Linked DNA regions of Homo sapiens: region 1 is linked to region 2. Evidence: chromatin loops called from intact Hi-C (ENCODE). Cell type or tissue: lower leg skin. All regions are shown on one strand. Links, peaks and the distances in the headings refer to the core of each region. The heading gives the core; the rest is flanking DNA. Region 1 has its middle 50 kb from the start of IL20RB-AS1. Region 2 has its middle 39 kb from the start of CLDN18.

What was found. Hi-C counts contacts between places; a loop is a spot of excess contacts. Peaks named below come from ENCODE experiments on the same cell type or tissue, not always from the same donor. Only the 100,000 strongest peaks of a DNase experiment are listed, where the experiment ranks them.
Region 1: a loop joins it to region 2, with 9 times the contacts of the local background. A loop is called at or near these places in 14 of 110 quality-filtered maps.

Annotation. Positions count from the first base shown.
Region 1 is chr3:137,029,434-137,034,815 of GRCh38, forward strand. No RefSeq gene overlaps it. Among named protein-coding and RNA genes, the nearest start is that of IL20RB-AS1, 50 kb to the left of the region's middle. RefSeq lists enhancers at 2,947-3,813, 3,296-3,365. In lower leg skin, for the core only: a CTCF peak has its summit at 3,113; a DNase peak (open chromatin) is centred at 3,168.
Region 2 is chr3:137,968,080-137,973,461 of GRCh38, forward strand. No RefSeq gene overlaps it. Among named protein-coding and RNA genes, the nearest start is that of CLDN18, 39 kb to the right of the region's middle. In lower leg skin, for the core only: no CTCF peak of the experiment used is centred there; a DNase peak (open chromatin) is centred at 3,302.

The DNA of each region.
Region 1 (5,382 bases), core at 67-5,066, 940 kb before region 2:
CTTAAAAAAATTAGTTTTAAGGTTAACATTATGTTACATACTGAAATGGTAAGGAGGGAACGGTGTCCTTGCAATGAGAGCAGGATATTATTAAACAAAAATAGGCAGTCATGAAATATATTGCTATTGGAAATAAAAAAAAGACTGCAACAGGCAGGATAGACAACCGGTGAAAATAGCTGGTGAAAGATAAGTGAATTAAAAGATAGAAATGCTGGGCGCATTGGCGCCTGTCTGTAATGGGCTCACAGTGCATTGAAAGGCCAGAAGTTTGAGACCAGCCTGAGCAACATAGTGACACCCCATCTCTTAAAAATAAAAAAAAAATTAGCTGAATGATGACATGTACCTGTAGTCCCAGCTACTTGGGAGGCTGAAGTGAGAGGATTTGCTTGGGCCCAGGAGTTTGAAGTTGCAATAAGCTATGATCGTACCACAGCACTCCAGCCTGGGTGACAGAGTAAGACTGTTTCTTTCTTTCTTTCTTCTTTTTTTTTTTTGAGATGGAGTTTCACTCTTGTCGCCCAGGCTGTAGTGCAGTGGTGCAATCTCAGCTCACCGCAACCTCTGCCTCCCGGGTTCAAGTGATTCTCCTGCCTCAGCCTCCTGAGTAGCTGGGATTACAGGCACCTGCCACCATTCATGGCTAATTTTGTATTTTTAGTAGGGACGGGGTTTCTCCATGTTGATCAGGCTGGTCTCGAACTCCTGACCTCAGGTGATCTGCCTGCCTCAGCCTCCCAAAGTGCTGGGACCACAGGCATGAGCCATCGCACCCAGCCCTGTTTCAAAGAGAGAGAGAGAGAGAGAAAATGTACATAAAACATAGCACCAAAAGATGAAGAAATGGAAAATATGAATAAGAAGTTGAGAGCCATGGGAGATAGATTGAGGAATTCCAACACACATCCAAGAAGAGTTTCTGAATAAGAAAAATAGTGAGAACAGGGGAATGAAAATGAAATGTTTGCAGAGGTAATGGTTGAAAATTTCCATAATCAAAATAAAATTCCATTTCAGGAAAGTGCACTGATTGTGATGGGGTAAAGTAAGTAAAGTAACAAAATACCCAAATAATTCCTTCTGAACACTACCATGACTCAGAGGGAACAGAAAAAAAAGATCCAGCCTCAGTGAGGCTGTGAGCCCATGTCACACCTGATCACATTCCCATCAAGGGAAACACCTGGCTCTGAGTGTCTCCTCCCTTATTTTGGGCCCAGGGTAGCAGAGTGGAGGACATGTGATTGGAGTCTCCACAAATTTCTACTGCTTCCTTCTTTCTCCATTAAAGTTATTAAGCTGGACTTTTCTTCCATTAAATTAAAAAAAAAGAAAGAAAGAAAGAAAGAAAGAAAGAAAAGACTTTCTGCTGCTTCTGGTCCTCAGGCAGCTTCAGATGATCACAAGACACTTGTTATTTAGGGCTCAGACACATGGCACAGCACACGGCAGGCACTTATTTCAGGATTTCCCAAGCACTGGAACCTGGCTCCATGACTGGGGCCCTGCTGACTCCAGTCTTCTAGAAGAGGCAATGATGGGGACAGGGTGACGAGTGTGGAGACAGCAGTGCCTCATCTCCTGGGACATACTCTACTTGCTGTTCTGTGGCACAGCTTTCACAGGCTATGATTGCAAGAAGAGGAGGGGAAATAAGGTGTTGTTAATCTCCCAACCTCTAATATTTTTTTTTTCTTGAGACAGGGTCTTGATATGTCAGGCTGCAGGCTGAAGTATAGTGGCACAATCACGGCCCTCTTCAGCCTTGACCTCCCAGCTCAGCCTCCAGGTAGCTGGGACTACAGGTGCGCGCCACCATGCCTGTCTAATTTTTAAATTTATTGTAGAGGTGGGATCTCACTATATTGCCCAGGCTGGTCTCAAACTCCTGGGCTCAAGCAATCCTTCCACCTTAGCCTTCCAAAGTGCTGGGATTACAGATGTGAGCCATTGCATCCATCCTTAACCTCTAATCTTTAGACTAATTAAATCCATTTCCAAAAAAATACATGTTTATTGTAAAAACAATGTAAGCAATATGGAAAGATGTAAAACCAAAAGCTTCTCCCTTCTTTCTCTTGGTCTTATGCCCTGGGTGTGAACTCTGTTAATATTTGGTTTGTGTCCTTCACATCCTCTGTCTCTCATAGCTGGGATAATATGTGAGGTTTCACCAGTTATGGTCCTCCCATCCCACACTCCCTTTTCTCTGGATTCCTCCTCCAACCACCATTTGGGGAAGTAGATGCAAGATATCCATTGGTTATGGAAGCTGTCACAGTGGAATCAGTGAAGAATATGCCAAATTCTTGAGTTTTAAGATAAAAGTTCTCAACCCAGATATAAGATAGAAAAAAAACTGAGCAAACTGTATATTGGCTCAATCAGTTTTTTTCCCCCTCTTCCCAACCCCAGATTAGATAAAGCTGAGTTGAGGGAAGAGGTGAAATGGGGAGGAAGTAATGAGAAAAGCAGTCATGGTCTCCAAGAAGGGATATCCCTGTGTCCTCCTCTGGCGATTAGATGTAAAGAAGTATTGGAGGGTATTATCGAATTCTCCAGATAGAGTTTGGGGACTCAGGTGCAGAAGTGTCAGCGACAAACTTCCACTTGGAGGTCTGGGGAGCAGACACCTCTCCCTGAGACTGAGATATGAGGTAGATCTCTAAGCCTAGGAGCCAGGGTAAGAAAAAGAACACTTGTTAATTAACTAAACTTACATATAAAATGCCTGAATTTACCCGGAAATGACCATGACTAATTTTCTGCCATTATGAGGATTGGAGATTCCAAATAAAGGTAAAACTGTATAATGGAACAATAAAAAAGTTATATTATGTACACCCTACACTGCTTGAAAAATTTGTGCATCTATATATTTTGTATATCTATGCTATCTATTCCTCTTTTCCTTTTCTTCATGACCTGGCTTTATCCTGAGATGGATGAAAGAGCTATGATTTCAATTTCTCCTTCTCTTTGCTAAGTTAATATATTTGAACACGAATTGTTGGTTTGTCTATCACCAAAGAGCTGGTGAAAACAAAAATTTGTTTCCCACTCCGTCCTCTTCCCGGATACTTGGAGACAGCAGCGTCAGTGGCATTGTTTGGCGTCTCTGAACGCGGCTTTGGCAGAGCCCTCCGGAGCCAGCTGTAGTTCCCGGAGACGCCACTAGGTGACAATGTAGGTCTTGGTTGGTCAACTGCAGGCTACGGTTGATTTGGTTGGGTCCCAGCGGAGCCTTAGCGTCCTCTCCGGCAAAATAACAAATGTCCGTCGTGCAGGGCACTTTCTTCGGGAAGGACTCCTGGGAGCTCAGGAGTTTGCATACGAAGCCGAGGGAGCGAGGGGCTTCTGATAATGATATTCAGCGTCGAACAGAGTCGCTCATATGCAGAGCCGGAGTCTCTCCCAGCTTTGATATATGAGATTATTATGGAGAGTAATGCAGGCCGAGTGATGCTTGCTCGGCAGGCTGTGGATGTGGATTCCTATGTGGATTGCGAGGCCGGGCGCAACAGGGATGTCGCTTCCTAGGGACAAAGAGGGGTGAGGGGAGAGACGGCCAGGAACCAAGGACTGTCATAGGAGTGCCAGGCATCTCTGTCTGTTCTCAGCAACAATGGATTGGTCCTTTTCCCGGAGGTACAAGGGAGGCCAGTGGATGGGTGGATTAGCATTTGTCCCGAGTCCTGTAGTGGAAGGCAGTGCTCCCCCAGGCAGAGCCAACCCTTGGTGAGATGGCCATAGGGCTGCTACTCTGGACCCCTTATATGGAGGAGCTCTTCACTCCAGGGCTTTACAAAGTTGACCAAAGAGGAAAGGAAGACTGGGCGGGCACCGGAATGAGATCTCAGTGGAGGGTCCTCTGTTGGCAGTTGGGGGTGGTGCTGGTAGACACCCTAGAGAGGGTTGTTAACAGAATAGCCTTTCCTGTCTTCCTAGAGGTTCTGCCAAACTCTCCCACTGCTCATTCTAGTTTAGACTGGAACGTTGTTTTGTTTTTGTTTTAAGATTTTTTTTTTTGAAACACACCGTCAGTTTGGAATAAAAATTCTATCCTCTTGGTTTAGTGTTTCTACTCACTTGCATGAGTCCCGACGAGCTTCTACTACCAGGGTCATGAGAATCGCCCCTCAAAGCACTGTTCTGCCATGACAGAGGATTTACCTCTGGGCACCAAGCTGTGATCACTGCCAGCGCATCCCTGTCAAAGTCTGGTCCTGGACAGATAGATGCTTGCCCTCTGCAGTGAGAATTCTCACGCTCTCATTAAAGTTATTGACTCAGTTGATTCTCACTTGCTCAGCTGTTACCCTCAGAACCAGGCACAGGCTCTAGCCAAGGGCCCTGCCAGGTCCAGTTCTTCCCTCACAAACCCTCAGGTCCCAGACCTCAGATATTTGGTTAGAGCTTGGGTCCACACCCTCAATTAGGCTTTCCTGCCCACAGACCTGTCTGCCCTGACAACTTTCTTGGCCCCAAGTCTGGATGTTAGACCCTTTGCTCCCAGAAGACTCCAGCTCCTACCGCAAACTGTCCAACCCTTTTCCAGGTTCTGCAGATGTAGGGGCCTCAGGCAGGAGCATGCCTTCACAGCACCACAAAATCCTGTTACACTCCTCCAGGGCATCAGCAATAAGGTATTAAACGCCTTATATCCCTGGGGGCCTTAACATCCTCTGCCACTATGTGTATATGTAAAAATAATATAGGCCAGGTGTGGTGGCTCATGCCTGTAATCCCAGCTCTTTGGGAGGCCAAGGCGGGAGGATTGCCTGAGGTCAGGAGTTTGAGACCAGCCTGGCCAACATGGCGAAAACCCATCTCTACTAAAAATACAGAAATTAGCCGGGCGTAATGGCACACACCTGTAGTCCCAGCTACTCGAGCGGCTGAGGCGGGAGAATCCCTTGAACCGGGGAGGTGGAGGTTGCAGTGAGCCCAGATCGTGCTACTGCACTCCAGCCTGGGTGACATAGCGAGACTCCATCTCTTAAAAAAAAAAAAAAAAGCCTTAATTTGCATAACTAATAAGGTTTCCCCAAGGACTCTAAGGTGACTTGCTATCCTTAGCCAATGGACTAAGAGGCAGCCAGTGTAATTTGATTTTGGACTCCTTTTGTATCTAGTTATTTTGATTTTTGACAATTAGCTCATTATCTTTGTATTTGCAGATGTTCAAAGTAAAATCTCTAAATATCGACTCTTATTGATTGTTATGGGCTCAGTAGGCAGTCATGTCTGTTTTTTGTTTTGAGACAGAGTCTCACTCTGTTGCCCAGGCTGGAGTGCAGTGGCATGATCTCAGCTCACTGCAACCTCTGCCTCCCAAGCTCAGGTGATTCTCTTGCCTCAGGCTTCTGAGTGGCTGGG
Region 2 (5,382 bases), core at 251-5,250:
TTGTGAATAGTGCCGCAATAAACATACGTGTGCGTGTCTTTATAGCAGCATGATTTATAGTCCTTTGGGTATATACCCAGTAATGGGATGGCTGGGTCAAATGGTATTTCTAGTTCTAGATCCCTGAGGAATCGCCACACTGACTTCCACAATGGTTGAACTAGTTTACAGCCACACCAACAGTGTAAAAGTGTTCCTATTTCTCCACATCCTCTCCAGTACCTGTTGTTTCCTGACTTTTTAATGATTGCCATTCTAACTGGTGTGAGATGGTATCTCATTGTGGTTTTGTTTTGCATTTCTCTGATGTCCAGTGATGCTGAGCATTTTTTCATGTGTTTTTTGACTGCATAAATGTCTTCTTTTGAGAAGTGTCTGTTCAAGTCCTTCGCCCACTTTTTGATGGGGTTGTTTGTTTTTTTCTTGTAAATTTGTTTGAGTTCATTGTAGATTCTGGATATTAGCCCTTTGTCAGATGAGTAGGTTGCAAAAATTGTCTCCCATTTTGTAGGTTGCCTGTTCACTCTGATGGTAGTTTCTTTTGCTGTGCAGAAGCTCTTTAGTTTAATTAGATCCCATTTGTCAATTTTGGCTTTTGTTGCCATTGCTTTTGGTGTTTTAGACATGAAGTCCTTGCCCATGCCTATGTCCTGAATGGTAATGCCTAGGTTTTCTTCTAGGGTTTTTATGGTTTTAGGTCTAACGTTTAAGTCTTTAACCCATCTTGAATTATTTTTTGTATAAGGTGTAAGGAAGGGATCCAGTTTCGGCTTTCTGCATATGGCTAGCCAGTTTTCCCAGCACCACTTATTAAATAGGGAATCCTTTCCCCATTGCTTGTTACCATGATCAAGTGGGCTCCATCCCTGGGATACAAGGCTGGTTCAATATATGCAAATCAATAAATGTAATCCAGCATATAAACAGAACCAAGGACAAAAACCACATGATTATCTCAATAGATGCAGAAAAGGCCTTTGACAAAATTCAACAACCCTTCATGCTAAAAACTCTCAATAAATTAGGTATTCACGGGACTTATCTCAAAATAATAAGAGCTATCTATGACAAACCCACAGCCAATATCATACTGAACGGGCAAAAACTGGAAGCATTCCCTTTGAAAACTGGCACAAGACAGGGATGCCCTCTCTCACCACTCCTATTCAACATAGTGTTGGAAGTTCTGGCCAGGGCAATCAGACAGGAGAAGGAAATAAAGGGTATTCAATTAGGAAAAGAGGAAGTCAAATTGTCCCTGTTTGCAGATGACATGATTGTATATCTAGAAAACCCCATTGTCTCAGCCCAAAATCTCCTTAAGCTGATAAGCAACTTCAGTAAAGTCTCAGGATACAAAATCAATGTACAAAAATCACAAGCATTCTTATACACCAATAACAGACAAACAGAGAGCCAGATCATGAGTGAACTCCCATTCAAAATTGCTTCAAAGAGAATAAAATACCTAGGAATCCAACTTACAATGGACGTGAAGGACCTCTTCAAGGAGAACTACAAACCACTGCTCAATGAAATAAAAGAGGATACAAACAAATGGAAGAACATTCCATGCTCATGGGTAGGAAGAATCAATATCATGAAAATGGCCATACTGCCCAAGGTAATTTATAGATTCAATGCCATCCCCATCAAGCTACCAATGACTTTCTTCACAGAAATGGCAAAAACTACCTTAAAGTTCATATGGAACCAAAAAAGAGCCCGCATCGCCAAGTCAATCCTAAGCGAAAAGAACAAAGCTGGAGGCATCAACGCTACCTGACTTCAAACTATACTACAAGGCTACAGTAACCAAAACAGCATGGTACTGGCACCAAAACAGAGATATAGATCAATGGAACAGAACAGAGCCCTCAGAAATAATGCTGCATATCTACAACTATCTAATCTTTGACAAACCTGAGATTTTTTCTTTATTTTTCTCCACATAGAACTTGGAGTTATCCCCTTCCCTAAGCAACCCATCCCTTCCCACAAAACCCTGCAGGACTTTCACTAGTGAGGGGGCAGGAAAGGCATTATATGAACTGGTCCAATGGGAAACTCCTTGGGGATCAAAGAACTTAAATCAGAAACCAGGAGTGAAACAATAGGACACCAAAGACAAAATCTAACCTGAAGTCAGAGGGAAGCCAGTGAGGCTGTTGGTTTAGCAGCCTAGCTCTGATAAATCAGGGAGAGAAGAAGGGAGAACACGTCAAGTGGAGGACAGTGATGAACAGTTGTGGGTAGGTGAGAAAGAATGACCTGTGCAAGAAACAATCAGCAACACAGGGAATTAGGAAAGAGGGAGAAGATAGGGAAAGGGAAGACCAGGGCTACCCAGCCCTTCCTCTGCCAGGTGCCTTGTATATATTACCACTTCCTGAGCAGAGGGTCTTATTAGTCTCCTTTAATAAATATCGTAACTGAGGCTCAGAGAAACTGAGTGAACAACAAAACAAGAAGTTAAACCCAGGACCCTGAATTCCAAATCCCCTGTTCCTTCCACTTTCAATGGTTTCCAAACAATACCCTACAAAAGCAGTATCAGGCTGGCTGCTCAGAATCACCTGGAGAACTTCTTTAAAATTCATGGTTCATAATCCTGGCCTCATCCTAGTCCTACTGGATCAGAATCTGTGGGAGAGAGGATCAGGAAACAGGATTTATTCATAAGCTCCTTAGGGGGTCCTGTGTTGCAGCCAGGTTTGGGACTAATATTTTAGGGGTATCACATCACCTTCAACGTATTTGTAGGAGAGGGGGAAAATGAACTGTTATTTTCCGAGCACCTACTTTGCTTTACTTTATTACAAACACCTCCTGGGCATGGTTCTAAGCATATTATCACACATTGCACTTCCTCAACATGGTTGTGAGATTGGCATCATCTTCACGCTAGTGAGGAAGCTGAGGACAGTTGTGTGACGCCCTGAAAGACTTTAGCTAGTAAGGATCAGAGCTGGAATCCAGGCCTCAACCTGTTGGACTCCCGGTTCCTAGTCTTTGTACCTTCCCACACTAGTAAAGGGGGAAGACCTTATGATAGTGGGAGGAGGAGGAAGGGATCAAGATACTGCAGGTAATAGGGATAATTGTGGAACAGTGTAACAGAAAGATCCACAGGAGTGGCCCAGACTGTGGAAAATGTTGGCTGGGAAAGCGAGTGTGAGGGAAGCTGAGGAATGGGTCCAGGCGCGGGGCATGTAAACTCGCCTAGTATTTCCTGATCCCTGTCTAGTGAGACTTTAGGCGACGTCGAGAAGGCGCTTGTATTCCAAGGGGCTGGCTCCCTCTTGTGGCGGCTGCCGCTCATCACCAAATGCTGTGACCAGGTAGCCCTGCCAAGCGGTGGTGGCAATCTGGCTGCACATTGGAATCGCCTAGGAGCTTTTAAAACGTTCGCATTGCCCAGGCCCATGAAAGCCAAATACCTGGGATGATCTAGACCTGTGCTGTTCAATGCACTAGGCACTAGCCACATGCAGCTCTTTAGCACATGAGTTGTGGCTACTTCGAATTGAGATGATGGAAGTGTAAAATACACACTAAATTTCAAAGACTTAGTATAAGAAAAGAATATAGAATACCTCACTAACAATTTGATATTAATTATATGTGGAAATAATATTTTTAATAAATAGGATTAAATACATTATTTAATTTATCTGTTTTTACTTTTTAAAATACAGACACTAGAAAACAGAATTACACATGTGGCTCACATTTATGACTGGGATTACATATGTAAGATTGCCAGATGTAGCAAATAAAAATACTGGATGTTCAGTTATATTTGAATTCCAGATAAACTCAAGTAATTTTTTGGTATATTTAGTAAATTTTCAGTATAAATGTGTCTCATGCGATACCTGGGATATGCTTATACTAAAAGCAAAATTCATGGTTTATCTAAATTTCAAATTTAACTGGGTGTCCTGTGTTTTTTCTGGCCACCCTAATATGTCTACCAGACAGCACCAATTACACTCTTGATACTCAGAGTGTGGTCTGAGGACTAGCAGCATAGGTCTTAACTGGGAGCTTGTCAGAAATGCAGAATCACAGGCCTCACCTGTAGCCACCAAACTAGAACCTGCAGTTTAACAAAATTCTTAGGTGATTCATGTGGACACCAAGTTTAAGAAGCCCTGAGCTTGAGAGCCACTAGCTGAGTGGAGGCATACAGGAGAAGAAATATGGAGGTCTCCAGCACCCTTGGCCAAGGCAGACAGCCCTGAACTCCAAACCCTGAACCTAACCGCCTCTCTCCTCATCCCCACAATGCCCAGCACAAAAGGTTGGTTGAGTAAACAAATTATTTGTAAATGGGTAAGTGAATGAATGGATAAATAAATAGATGAGTGGGTGGCCAAATTGATGAATGTTTGAGATGGTGAATAAATTCAAGAGCAAATAGCCTGAATGGAGAAATTCCCAGTGAACTCTGGGAACTCTGGCCTACTCAAGGGCCAGCAGAAGGAAGCAGATGGCTCAGATGGAAAAGCAAGCCAAAAAGCTGTCCCTTCCCTGGCTCAGGACAAGACCATGAAAAGAAATGCACTCCTTCTGGCCCAAGATCCACCATCTGCAGCCCAGGTAAGGTAGATAGGAAGGACTTTCCTTCCCTACCTATGCCAGCTTACCTGGAACTCGTGGGACCTGAATGCATATCCCCTTGCTCACCCAGCCCTGGTCCACTCTGCCCCCTGGAGTGGCCTACTACCAACTTGTTCTCTCTCAAACCATCTGAAGTTGCAGGAAATGTTTTGGATTATCCTTAATTATATAAAATGGGTCAGATTTTAGTTAATAAATGATCATTTCTTTCTCGATTGTTATTTGCATTACAAATGTAGTACATGTTCCTGTAGAAAGAAAGCCCCACTACTATCCTTCTAGACATTTTATACATTTATCTATCTATACATAAATATTCTTGTATAAATGATATCACACCAAACATTATTTTATGAACTCCTTATTTACTAAACAGTACATCTTTCATATCATCCAAAGTATACACATCTATCTCTTATAAATGGCTGCGCATTATTTTTCTTTTTTTTATTTTTTATTTTAATTTATTTTTTTGGGTGGGGGAGACAGAGTCTCACTCTGTTGCCCAGGCTAGAACCTCCACCTTCTCAGGTTCAAGCGATTCTCCAGCCTCAGCCCTCGCGAGTAGCTGGGATTACAGGTACATGCTACCATGTCCGGCTAATTTTTGTATTTTTAGTAGAGATGGGGTTTCTCCACGTTGGCCAGGCTGGTCTCGAACTCCTGACCTCAGGTGACCTGCCCATCTTGGCCTCCCAATGTGCTGGGATTATAGATGTGAGCCACCGCGCCTGGCCAGGCTGCACATTATTTCAT